2 separate regions of the Homo sapiens genome follow, and region 2 is linked to region 1. A link is a contact called in ENCODE Hi-C or POLR2A ChIA-PET data. All regions are on one chromosome and are shown on one strand. Each heading gives the region's core, a stretch centred on a gene start or an enhancer-like site at or near the end of the contact. The rest is flanking DNA. Distances are from core to core; before and after follow the strand shown. Region 1 has its middle 37 kb from the start of SLC2A7. Region 2 has its middle 14 kb from the start of MIR34AHG.

What was found. Hi-C counts contacts between places; a loop is a spot of excess contacts on that map. ChIA-PET counts read pairs that join two places held with the same protein, here RNA polymerase II (POLR2A). Pooled maps may share reads with other maps.
Region 2: a map with no recorded cell type shows a loop between it and region 1 (2.6-fold over the local background). The contact joins two enhancer-like sites. A Hi-C loop is called at or near these places in 1 of 37 single-sample maps with no recorded cell type and 4 of 50 pooled maps. POLR2A ChIA-PET finds 5 or more read pairs at or near these places in 2 of 52 experiments (HepG2 and MCF 10A).

What each region holds. Positions count from the first base shown.
Region 1 is chr1:8,985,899-8,992,237 of GRCh38, reverse strand. No RefSeq gene overlaps it. Among named protein-coding and RNA genes, the nearest start is that of SLC2A7, 37 kb to the left of the region's middle. RefSeq lists enhancers at 3,281-3,781, 5,587-6,088. Within about 2 kb of position 4,074, at least 8 of the 41 ENCODE cell types and tissues checked have a DNase peak (open chromatin) inside an H3K27ac peak, as active enhancers do.
Region 2 is chr1:9,193,336-9,199,674 of GRCh38, reverse strand. No RefSeq gene overlaps it. Among named protein-coding and RNA genes, the nearest start is that of MIR34AHG, 14 kb to the right of the region's middle. RefSeq lists an enhancer at 1,128-1,648. Within about 2 kb of position 2,739, at least 18 of the 41 ENCODE cell types and tissues checked have a DNase peak (open chromatin) inside an H3K27ac peak, as active enhancers do.

The DNA.
Region 1 (6,339 bases), core at 2,825-5,324:
GGGCAACAGGGCAAGACCTGCCTCAAAAAAAAAAAAATGGCTGTGACCCCAGCTTGGATAATGGGCTGGAATAGACAAATGTAGAGAGAAGCAAGTGTGGAAGTAAGGAGACGAGTTAGCAGGCCACTTCCATAGACCAGGGAAGAGATACTGGTGGCTTGACTACAGAGGGATAGTGGAAAAATGGAGGTCACTAGAGATTGTTGAGACTACAATTGAGAGACGTTTAGGAAGTGAGATCAATGGGGCTCAATAATGGACTGGAGAGTGGGTGATGGGGAGGGAGAGGTTACAAATGTTTGCTGGTTTTTACATCCTTCATCGGATGGGTGGTGGTAACACTTACTGAATCTGGGGTCACAAGGAAAGTACCAGGCTTTTTGGGGAAACCAGGCATTTAGTTTTGTACATGTTGTGGTTGAGTCCCCCCACATTCTGGGGTGGGACCTGATTGGGCTCCTTGATCACATCTATCCCGGAAAACAATCCTTGTAGCCAACAGGTTGTAGCACGCTGACACATCCCACTCAAAACACATGGACTGAGAACTGGGGAGGACGAAGAGCAGCCGCTGTGTCTCACAGAGATCTGGGAGAAAAGGGTGTCCCAGGTTAGGATTTGGGTGTTCTTGGCATCCTCAGCGCCATTGAAATGCCAATTTGATCAAATCTCCACATCCCAAAGGTGCTACTTCTGCTCTTTCAACCTGTCTTTAATGCTCTTAGCCTTGGGTTCTGCATTAATGTTTATGTTGGCTGGACACAGGGGCTCACGCCTGTAATCCCAGCACCTTGGGAGGCCGAAGCGAGTGGATCACTTGAGGTCAGGAGTTCAAGGCCAGCATGGCCAACATGGTGAAACCCCTTCTCTACTAAAAATACAAAAATTAGCCAGACATGGTAGCGTGCACCTGTAGTTCCAGCTACTCGGGAGGCTGAGCAGGAGAATTGGTTGAACCCAGGAGGTGGAGGTTGCAGTGAGCTGAGATCGTGCCACTGCACTCTAGCCTGGGCGACAGTTGCATTTGCATTAACCTCTCTGTTGTCTTATCTTTTTTATTTTTGCTTTGTATTGTTGTAGTAGTTGTTTTGGAGACTGGGTCTCACTCTGCCACCCAGGCTGGAGTGGAGTGGTGCAGTCATGACTCACTGCAGCCTCCAACTCCTATGCTCAAGCCATCCTCCTGCCTCAGCCTCCTGAGTAGCTGGGATTACAGGCACACACTACCATTTTTTGTAGAGACAGGGTCTCACTATGTTGCCCAGGCTGGTCTTAAACTACTGGCCTCAACAGATCCTCCTGCCTCAGCCTCCTAAAGTGCTGGGATTACAGGCATGAGCCACCACACCCAGCTTGTCTTATGTTTTAGCTATGTCTTAGTTTTTTATTCTTTGATCCCATCTGAGAATATTTGCCCTTGAATAGCAGAGTTTAATCCATTCTTATGTCTTACAATTGATGTTTGTTCTTCTGCATCTTATTGTATGCTTTGTTTCTTATATGTTCTTGCTATTTTTGAATTTTTCTTTTCTTTTGCTATATTGATTAACTTTGCTTAATTTTTATATCCATGATTTGAGGTTTTACATTCTATTTTTATTTTATTAATAGTGCCTACAGGCTGGGCATCGTGGCTTACGCCTGTCATCCCAACACTTTGGGAGGCTGAGGCAGGAGGATCAACTTGAGGTCAGGAGTTCGAGACCAGCCTGGGTAACATGGTGAAACCCTGTCTCTACAAAAAATACAAAAATTAGCTGGGCATGGTGCCTGGGCTGTGCCTGTAGTCCCGGCTACTCTGGAGGCTGAAGTGATTGAGCCTGGGAGGCGGAGGTTGCAATGAGCCAAGATCGTGCCATTGTACCCCAGCCTGGGTGACAGAGCCAAACTCTGTCTCAAAAAAAAAAGAAAAAAAAAAATTGCCTACAGAGCCCTGGAGACCCTTGCTGGTACTTAGAAATCCCCAGTATGGCTCCCTCTTCCTGTGATGGGGGGCCCACACGTTGACCATTGCACTCAGGCTCCCAGAGGTCGCAGAGCCAGTCCTGCCTCTCCCCAGGGAGCCCAGAGGTCCCAGAGCCAGCCCTTCCTCTCCCCAGGGAGCACACAGTCCCTGAGCTGGCTGACCTTGACATCCCATGTCATTGCCTACATGGAGGGACACTCCTCTGTGTCCCTCCTCCGCCCCCACCAACCTCCCGGGGACAGCTGGGCTGATTCCCCAGCAAATCCACAGCTCCCAGCAGTTCTCAGATGCAGCCACACAGCCCACTGGGCTCTGCAAACACTTAGTTTCACATGGAAGTCCCGGCCTACCCCAGATGAAACAGTGACTCAACCAACAGCCTCAGGCCTCCCTCAGTCAGCTGCCTCTAATACTCCTTTCCTCCTTATCAAATCCACCATCTGAAACCCAAAAGAAAGGCATCACAATGAAACTACTTGCTATCTGTTGTTTAATTCACACTGATTTAATTAAGTGATAATGCTTCATCAATTAACTTTCCCTGTAGTGTTTTTATTTTCAAAGAGAAGCTTATAAGCCAAAAAGGATTTTTCCTGTTTTTTGGAGACAGAGTCTTGTTCTGTCACCCAGGCTGGAGTGTAGTGGTGTGATAGCTTACTGCAACCTCAGCCTCCAAGGTGAAAGTGATTCTCCTGCCTCGGCCTCCTGAGTAGCTGGGATTATAGGCACCTGCCACCACGCCCAGCTAATTTTTGTATTTTAGTAGAGACAGGGTTTCACCATGTTGGCCAGGCTGGTCTCAAACTCCTGAGCTCAGGCGATCCACCTGCCTTGGCCTCCCAAGGATTACAGGTGTGAGCCACCGTGCCCGACCATCTGGATCTTTGCCTCTAAGACGTACACAAGCAGGCGTCTCTCAGGGCCCCTCTCAAAGAGAGGTCAATGCATGAGCAGCACCCCTGAGCCCGGTGCGTCCGGGGCCTCTGTCAGCCTCCACCCACAGGAGCTCATTATGCTGTCAGGGTAGGGTGGGAAGCTCTGACACAGAGACTGTGGGGGCATTCGCCCCATGTTTGGAAGATGCTGGGGTCCTGACACCCTCAAACTCAGCCCTGGGTCCTGCCTTGGTGGAGCTGAGACTGCTTGGAGCCACCTGGAAAATGCACCCCGCCCTCCACCTCTTGCTGACGTGTCCCATAGGCCAGCTCCAGGGGTCCAAGGGCTCGATGAGAGCACAGGAATTGGAGCTGGGTCCCAGCATCCCACTGAGAGGCTGTGTCAGGGTATACTGTCTTGTCCCAGCGTCATTGTCAGGACGTGGAGATAGCAAAGCCTGTCCCTGAGGCTCCAACAAAATCAAAGGCGTGCTGTCTTAGTTGGGAACGGTGTATTTGTGAAGAGCAGAAATGCAACCGAGGCCTGCAGGGAATTTCTGTGTAAGTCAAGGGCAGGAAGTACAGCCCGGTCCGGCGGTTGTCAGCAGGTCATCGTTCACCACCCCCGCCACGCTGACCCCCCTCGGAAGCCCAGAGGTCCTCCTCTGCTTCTCTCCAGCCCTGCATCCTTCTCCCTGGACAGCGGCTTTCCTGCGAAGGGCTTAGCACCTGCTCCCCAGCATACACTTGTGTGAGTTTTAGGGTGACCAGGTGCCAATCGTGGTCCCCTCTGCACGGCCTTGGCATTCAGATATCACTTACTGAGGCCTGAGAGGGGGCACCTGAGTGACTGCTGGCCCACCGTCCCTTCAGCTGTGGGTGGGGTGGGGGACCCCCATTATTCAGGTGTGAGGGTGCTTGGAAATTCCTTAAGCAGTGCATAGAGGAAACAGGGACCAACATCCCCATGTCCAGAGCCCCCCACATCCCACTGGAACAGTGCAGGGACACGCAATCTGCCCTTTGTCCTTGATATGCTATTAACTTACCTGGAGACCTCTATAGATCTTCTGTACCTCAGTTTACCAATATTAAAAATGGGAGGGGGTGGACTGGATGATTTCTGAGGTCTCCTGGGCACAGCCCCTGCTGTCCTCACAGACGCCACTGGAGGGCAGCACCTCCTCTGTCGGGGCTGCTGGTTCTGCTTGACCCCTCCAATCTGTTCAAGAACCTTCCTTGCTTTAGGTTTTGGGGGTTTTTTTGTTTTTGTTTACAAAATGACACCAACACAGAAGGTCTTTCAGAGAATTTCTGGCACTGGTGAGAGGAACACCCACGGCCAGCACCATGTAACAGCTAACGGGCTGTGTCTAAGGAAGGATGTTTTGTTTCTCAAAACTTGTACTGAGCAACATGAATTTACAGGAACCAATATTAGAACATCAAGATCCCAGGCCCCACTAGGGTCTTCCCAGCTTCTGCCCCTCGGGAGCAGTTGCTCAGTGACTTCCTTCCCACTGACAACGTGGTTTTGTGGCTGTTTAAAGAACACGATTCTTTCTGCTGTCCCTGGGAGAGGATGCCCCGTTGTGGCTGGGGGCCCACGCGTGCTCTCCAGCTTCTAGGAGGTTTGTAGAAAACAAAATTGGCCTCAACAATGTAGTTTATAAAGTGAATGTTAGCCCAAAAGTAATAGCACTGGAAGGCCTTTTATTTCTTCTTGGATTTTTTTTTTAGTTTTAGTTTTGTTGTTGTTGTTGTTTGTTTGTTTGTTTTTTGAGTCAGAGTCTCGCTCTGTCACCCAGGCTGGAGTACAGTGGGGCGATCTCAGCTCACTGCAGCCTCCACCTCCCGGGTTCAAGCAATTCTCCTGCCTCAGCCTCCCATGTAGCTGGGATTAGAGGCACGCGCTACCACGCCCAGCTGATTCTTGTATTTTTAGTGGAGATGGGGCTTCACCGTGTTGGCCAGTCTGGTCTCAAACTCCTGACCTAACGTTATCCGCCCACCTCAGCCTCCCAAAGTGCTGTGGTTACAGGGGTGAGCCACCATGCCCAGCTCCTTAGTTTTAGTTTTTAAACAAAATTCAGGTCCAGGCATGGTGGCTCATGCCTATAATCCCAGCACTTTGGGAGGCCGAGGTGGGAGGAATCCTTGAGCCCAGGAGTTCCAGACCAGCTTGGGCAACATAGCAAGATCCTGTCTTTACGAAAAATACAAAAATTAGCCAAGCGTGGTGTTGTGCACCTGTGGTCCCAGCTGCTCGGGAGGCTGAGGCAGGGGGATTGCTTGAGCACAGGAGGTCGGGGCGGCAGTGAGCTGTGATCACACCACTGCACCCCAGCGAGGGAGGCAGAGTGAGATCCTACCTCAAAAAAAAAAAAAAAAACAGCCCTTCGCTCACTTCCTGTTGCTCCACCTGCCCTGGCCTCCCGACCTCTCTCCGATCCTGTTTGAACCTCTGCATCTGGGAGATACCTGCTCGTCCCCCTTGACTCACCCTTTTTGCTGCCCAAGGTGGGACCCACCCCCAGCAGGCACACCTGGAGGGACTCACATGGCAGCAACAGGGACCACCTGCCTCCCGCCCAACCCTGACCTGCAGGAGGGGTGTCTGCCACAGTAGGGCCTCAGGAAACTCTTTGTTTGTTTGTCTGTGGCAGGGTCTTGCTCTGTTGCCCAGGCTGGAGTGCAGTGGTGCAATCTCAGCTCACTGCAACCTCTGCCTCCAGGGCTCAAGCGATTCTCCCACCCCAGCCTCCGGAGTAGCTGGGACCACAGGTGTGCAGCACCATGCCCAGCTAATTGTTTATTTTTTGTAGAGACAGGGTCTTGCTATGTTGCCCAGGCTGGTCTCAAACTCCTGGGCTCAAGCGGTCCTACTGCCTCGGCCTCCCAAAGTGCTGGGATTACGAGCGTGAGCCACCATGCCCAGCCCCAGGAAATTCTCATTGCATGATTCAGTCCAACCAGCAGCTTCCTGGCTCCTATTTGCCTTTCCAGAAAGCAGACTCTCCCAGGCTGAGCGCCAAGCCTGCCATTCCTCCGTGAGAACCACAGTGAGTGCCAATGAACACCCTGTAAACTGTCACTGTTGGAACAATTGTGCTTCCAGGTCTGCGAGAAGCGCAGGGAAAATGACAGCTTGCTCACTGCTCCCAAAGTGCTGGGATTGCTCAGGGCTGAAGGTGCTTCAGAAACCCACGCTTTTTGTCCTCAAAGTTTTTTTGTAGGTTCTGAAAGTAATGATTTTTCTGGATCCATTAGTCATATGGGAGTATTGCCTGGGTCCCCCTCCTTCATCGCAAAGGGAAGAGTCATAGAATGATGGAAAGATGACTGGCTTAGAGTCTGAGACCTGAGTTCAAATCCTGGCTCTGTTGCTAATGAAAGCTGGGCCCCAGTTTCTCTACCTGTACCTTGGCAATCAGAGTTCCCCGCTCATGGTGTTGCTGAGAGACTCAAGACAGGCTGAGATCCATGGGAATTTTCAGG
Region 2 (6,339 bases), core at 1,490-3,989, 210 kb before region 1:
CACCACGGGGTGTTTGGGAAGAGGAGGTGCCAGCCGCTGAGGTGACATGAGACCCTCAGGGATGGGCAGGTGATGGAGGGATCTTAGCCTGGGACACCTTCATCTCTCAGGGAGCAGAACAGGGAAGCTGGCTGCTAAGTAGCTAGTAAGACAGGAGCGGACCTCGGACGGTGGGGGTTGCATTTCCCAGGCAGCAAATCCACTGCAGTGAATGAAATGATGCCCACCACACCACCCAGTCACCCCCATGTCAGATCCACTAGCTTTGGGGTTGCCCTTGTCCCTGCCCACGTGTCAAATCCCCACGGCCTTGTCTGTGACCCCACAGTAACATCTAGGGGGTTCCCCGGGCCTGGGTTGGGCTTGAAAGAGAATTCTGTCTTTCCATTCCCCCCAGGCCTCAGAGCAGGGTGCATTACAGCCCATCATCGTGGAGGGGAAAAAATGAGGCTAGAGTTGGTTTCAGAATTAGATGGGGGTGCATGACTAGAGGGTGATACAGAGGGGCGTACGTTTCGGACACCCTGTCCATGTCGTGGGCCAGGCTCTCCGGGACACCTCCCAATGCACCAGTGCTGACTCAGGGGTATTTCTCCGCTTGCTGCGCTCCCACCCTTTGCAACTGCCCCAGCCTTGGCCAGCCCAGCCCTTGCAGCCAGCTTCTCCCGGTCTCCTTGCGCAGGGGCAGTTAGAACCCAAGCTGCAGCAGGCCCTCCCCCGCCCTCCCCGCCCGCCTGCCCGCCTGCCCGCCGCCCGGGCCAAGTCAGCAGTGCTGAGCGCTGCGGGGCTGCAGCAGCAGCCGGCGATGCGGAGACCCTGCACCACTGCTCCGGGCGGCGCTCGCGTCCCGACGGCCACCTCCTGGCGGCTGCGCGCAGCCGGCGCCGAGATCCAGACGGACGCACGGTGCTGATTGGTGCAGTGAGTGAGTCTCCGGCTTTATTTAGACCACCGTTTCTTGACGACTGTACTTCATTGGAGTTGAGGGCTCGGAGCAGCAGGCAGCCTTCCCCGTGGGAAGGATGACAAATGGGGAGTGCTGCTTCTAGGTGCTCGTACCAACTGGCTTCGTGCGTCCTGGGATGGGCGGTGTTCACAGGCGCTTCGGGGCTGAGCGCCCACCAAGTGTGGCGCGCGCTTTTGGGAAACTCCGTGGAAGACCAGGACGGACCCCTGGAGGGTTAGGAAGACTTTGAGACCAGCCAGGGGAAGCCGTGTCCCGGGCCCTGACTGTGGATCTCCTACTCTGAACCACGGACTCCAGTTTGGAAGGCCAGGCTGCCTTTCGGATTGGGGGGTAAGGAAGGGATCCCCAGCTCAGGCAGCCTTTTGGGCTAGGGCAAGGGGACCTCTGGAACCACATTTTTGAATGCTCCCACCCATGATTTCTGGGACAGCTACTGGAGACAAATAGAGGCTCGAAGGTGTCGGGAGAAAGGCTGTGTTCCTGATGTCATGTAGTTGAACTTGGATGTGGAGGAAGTCCAGCTTCCCCTGCAGAGTAAAACCAAGCCAGCGAATGTGGGTGGGGGCCAGCAGCTGCCGACCCTCCTGGGTGATGTGATGGGCTTAGGTGGTAGGAGCCAGGGGCCTGGGGCCAGAGAGGGCAGCCCTAAGGGGGTCTAGACAGCACCTTCTGCCCAGAATGGCAGCCTTTGGTACAAGTCTTTATTTATGCCAGTGGCATGAAAATGTCGCCCGATGAATCCCCAGGGGCCCGTTCTTGGCAAAAGCCCTGTCTCCCAGCAAGATGGGAAGTGATGTCACATTGCACTCTCCAGCCCGCTCTTCTGGGGTTGTTCGAGTTGTGAGATGGTTCGGTGACTGATGCCTCTCATTGTCCCAGACCTTGTGCTTCCCCTGGGAGACCCTCCACCCTGGTGGTTGCTTTTTCCTGTCCCCATGCTTTAGCTTGAGCATCTCCACCGTGGAGGCTGCCCTTGGAGGCTGCACTGTGCTGGGAGGAGAGGGAGACTGGAGAGGGAGAGGAGGAGGAGATGGCAGGGGCAGTGGGGCCCTCAGAGCTGGTGCAGTACTGTGCTGATGTCATCACTTTTGGGGGCCTGCTGAGGCCTGTGGCTGCTCCAGAATCGACACCAGGAGCCTCTTGCTCAGCCTGGGACAGGCACAGCATTGCGGCTGCCAGTCTCCCTGACAAGGACAAGACCTGCACCTTCCAGGCAGAGCCAACTGGCCAGCTGAGGTCCTGCGACTCCTGCAGGGATGAAGGTATAAGGAAAAGGTGAGGGCCACGAGAACCGGCAATGGGACGCTGGCGGGGCTCACCTGGCAAATTGGCAGCACCAGACTCCGGAAGAGAGGGAGCAGAAGGGAGGCAGGCCGGGGACTGCAGAGAAAGGCGCCAAGGCACTGGCAAGATCCTAGCGCCTCAGATCCTGACCGTGGCACCTCCCCACCGACCATTTTCACTTTTCACCCAATGCAGTCGGTAGTTTGCTCTGCGCTTCTCATTCTCAGCAGTTCTGATTAAAGATCAGATCCCATTTTCCTTTTATGCCTTTAAACTTTAAGCCTGGCCACCCAAGACAAATGCTCTATTCAAAGCTGGAAGATACTTAGAAATCATCTGTTACAAGTCCCCAAGCTCAGCGATGAGGACAGTGAGGCCCAGAGATTAACCGACTTTCCCAAGGACACAGGAAGCTCAGGGCAGACCTGGGATTCCCTGGGACATGTGGGACACGGATGAGATCATCAGCGCTCAACCCATCAGGCATCCTGACTCAGATGCAGTAGGACAAGGTAAGGAAACTGGGGGCTGGGAGTTGACAGAGACCTGGCGCCCTGAGAACCATGGGAGGAACCAACGGCAGCAGGCAGTGTGCCTGGGCACTGAACGCTGCCTTCGAGTCGGTCTGCAGCACCTCTGATTGACAACTGTCACTGGGCAAAGTGCCAGGGGGAGAAAACATTCGGCTTCTTTTATGGTTCCTCTTCTTTTCGATTCTGGAAAATCAGGGGGCACTTGAGCCCGGCGGCTGCCTGTTAGGTTATGAGCGCTGTAATTTAGGCTTCCTCCATCAGAGGGCTCCCGACGACACGGGAAGGAAACCGAGCTGCTTCCCATGGGGCGCAGTGGTTTGCAGAATGGGGTTTTTCATTTTATTCGATCCCACGGGTTCAGGCAGAAAAGTTTTTCATTATTAGACTCATAGAAACAGAAAGTTCGCCGTTCGGCATTTGTGTCATCTCCTAGGTCATCCCACATTCCATTTTCACAATACAGAGTGTGCGCTGTGGCTTCTGCTGCTGGCTCTCATTTCTTAGGGTAGGCCTGATTAGTCATGTGTGCATCTGTTATCTGAGGAAATGTAGCAATTTTCCCAGGAGGGGCCGGCCATCCTTCAACAGGGGGGCTAAGGAGAGGTGACGGCGGCCCACCAGCAACGATGAACTCAGCATTCTGATCCAGCTGCAAGATCTTGAAGCCAACCTTGGGTTTCAAGTCAGGCCTGGCGCCCACGTCTTGCCTGGGGAATGCTACTGATTGGCAGCACGAACCCAGACAGGAGCCCTCATGGATCAGCCACTGCGGCTGGGTCGCATCCTTCCCCCTCCAGCCTTTCCCTTTGGGATCTATCTCTGTGTCCTTGTTCGGGACTTGCTGTTCACAGTCTCAGTGCACTTTTGTGTCCAGTGAGTTCCCTCTTTTCTCTCAAATGGTTCCACTTGTATAATGCATACTAATGACCTTCAGCTACTCAGAGATGAATTGCTGCGGTTATCCAGAAGACAGCCCATTTTCTTGTACCAGGAGATGACCTCTCTTCTGCATGGTAAAATAGAGATCACACGGTGTCACACTAGAGGGTGGTGCTCTGGCTTAGGCAAGCATGAGACTGTGCTGTCAGCATCCGCGTGTGCGCAGCAAACTTGTCGGGAAAATGCTGCAGAGCCGGAAAGCTGCCAGGTCCTTCATGGAGATTTAGGTGGTGTCTCGGTCAACTTGACAGAGGTGGAGAAAGTTAGCTGAGAAATTTCACCAGGGTCATCTCAAATGGGGCCAATAGGCAAAATAGAGGGTTTTTTTTGACCCTCTGATGATGTAAAATTATATCTCCCAAATAATAATTTTTTTTTTTTGAGACAGGGTCTTGCTCTGTCACCCAGGCTAGAGTGCAGTGGTGTGATCTCAGCTCATTGTAGCCTCAACCTCCTGGGCTCAAGCAATCCTCTCATCTCAGCCTTCAGAGTAGCTGGGACTACAGGCGCCCACCACCGCCCCAGGCTATGTTTCTGTACTTTTTGTAGAGACGGGGTTTTGCCATACTGCTCAGTCTGGTCTTGAACTCCTGGGCTCAAGCGATCCGTCTGCCTCGGCCTCCCAAAGTGCCATCATACCTAGCCAAAGAATTATTTTTCTTTTTTTTTCTCTTTCTTTTTTCCTTTCCTTTACTTCTTTTTTTTTTTTTTTTTTTTTTGAAACAGGGTCTCAATCTGTCACCCAGGAGTGCAGTGGTGTGATCTTGGCTCACTGCAACCTCCGCCTCCTGGGTTCAATCAATTCTCTTGCCTCAGCCACCTGAGTAACTGGGACTGCAGGTGTGCATCTCTATGCCTGGCTAATTTTTTTATTTTTTAGTAGAGACCAGGTTTCACCATGTTGGCCAGGCTAGTCTCAAACTCCTGGCCTCAAGTGATCTGCCTGCCTCAGCCTCCCAAAGTGCTGGGATTACAGGCGTCAGCAACCGTGCCTGGCTCAAAGAATTCTTGATAGCACCTTCTTGATAATTCAGTTCAAGCCAACAATAATTTACTGGGCATTCACTGACATAAGAATCAGAGCCTGAACCAGGCATGGCGGCTCTCACCTGTAATCTCAACTACTTGGGAGGCCGAAGCAGGAGGATCACTTGGGCCCAGGAGTTCAAGACCAGCCTGGGCAACATAGCGAGACCTCATCTCAACAAAAATAAATAAATATGTTTAAAAAAAGAATCAGAGCTGTAAGTGTGTACAAAAAGTATAAAGTATGCCTGCCTTTAAAAATCATGGCTGGACATGGTGGCTTACGTCTGTAATCCCAGCACTTTGGGAGGCTGGAGTGGGAAGATTGCTTGAGGCCAGAAGTTGGAGACCAGCCTGGACAACATAGCAAGACCCCATTTAAATAAAATAATAATAACAGAAATTTTTAAAGAAAGAATAAAAAAGCATTTTACTATAGGGGTGGCAAGAAGGTGGCAAAGCACTAAGATCCAGGGGACCACTTTTCGGTGACAGAGTTGATGGTTCAGTTTGTGCCTTTTTCTCCTTCCCCTTTGATCCAAATCAAGAATGAAACTTTGACCTAAGGTAAAGAATGAAACTCAGACATTTTGCCAGCTTGCCAGATCACTTGTATTTAGAAGCATTGCTAGTTGACCTGTCCAATCCTGGGTCTCAGATTCCTATTGCAGGGCTTATGTCAATATCTGTCACTTACAGCCGGGCATGGTGACTCATGTCTGTAATCCCAATACTTTGGGAGGCCGAGGTGGGTGGATTGCTTGAGCTCTTCTGAGCTCGTAGTGAGCAGCCTGAGCCACATAGTGAGACTCCATTTCTACCAAAATTAGCTGGGTATGCTGACATGCACCTGTCGTCCCAGCTACTTGGGAGGCTGAGGTAGGAGGCTAGCTTGAGCCAGGGAGGTGGAGGTTGCAGAGAGCCGAGATCATGCCACTGCATTCCAGCCTGGGCAACCTGACCCTTCTGAGACAGAACCAGACTCTGTCTCAAAAAAAATAATATCTATCTATCTATCTATCTATCTATCTATCTATCTATCTATCTATCATATATATCTGTCACTTGTTTTCTTGGGGGTGTGTTGCTTCAGGGTCTGTCTGCTGGAGGTGGGGCATTTAGCTGTGCTTTGTGTTCAAAGGGGCATTCAGATATGTTTATATCATTACTAGTAAATGGCACAATTATATTGTGTTGCAGTGTGTGTGTGTGAAAGCATTCTATTTTTAAATTTTAAATGTTTTAAAGCATGCATTTTTCTAACCTGTTATTTCTTCCTGTTGCAAAATCCCAGGTCCCCTAAAACATGGTGGTGGCCTGTGTGTCTCACGTTCTCTCAGAGACCCTGCCTTGCCCTATGCAAGCCATCGCCACTTCGTGGTCTGAAGGTCACCTTGCCTTGTAGCCCAAATGTTGTAAATAGTCTGCTCAAGGTCTGAGAGACATCAGGTTTCCTTCTGTGTAATAAATGTGCTTATTTCACAATAGGGAATGCATCAGGCATAAGTATTTTTTTAAATACAAATTTGGCTTTTCTTCAAAACGAGAGGGCTAAGATAGGGCTGGCTCACGATAAAATTGTGAAATGGG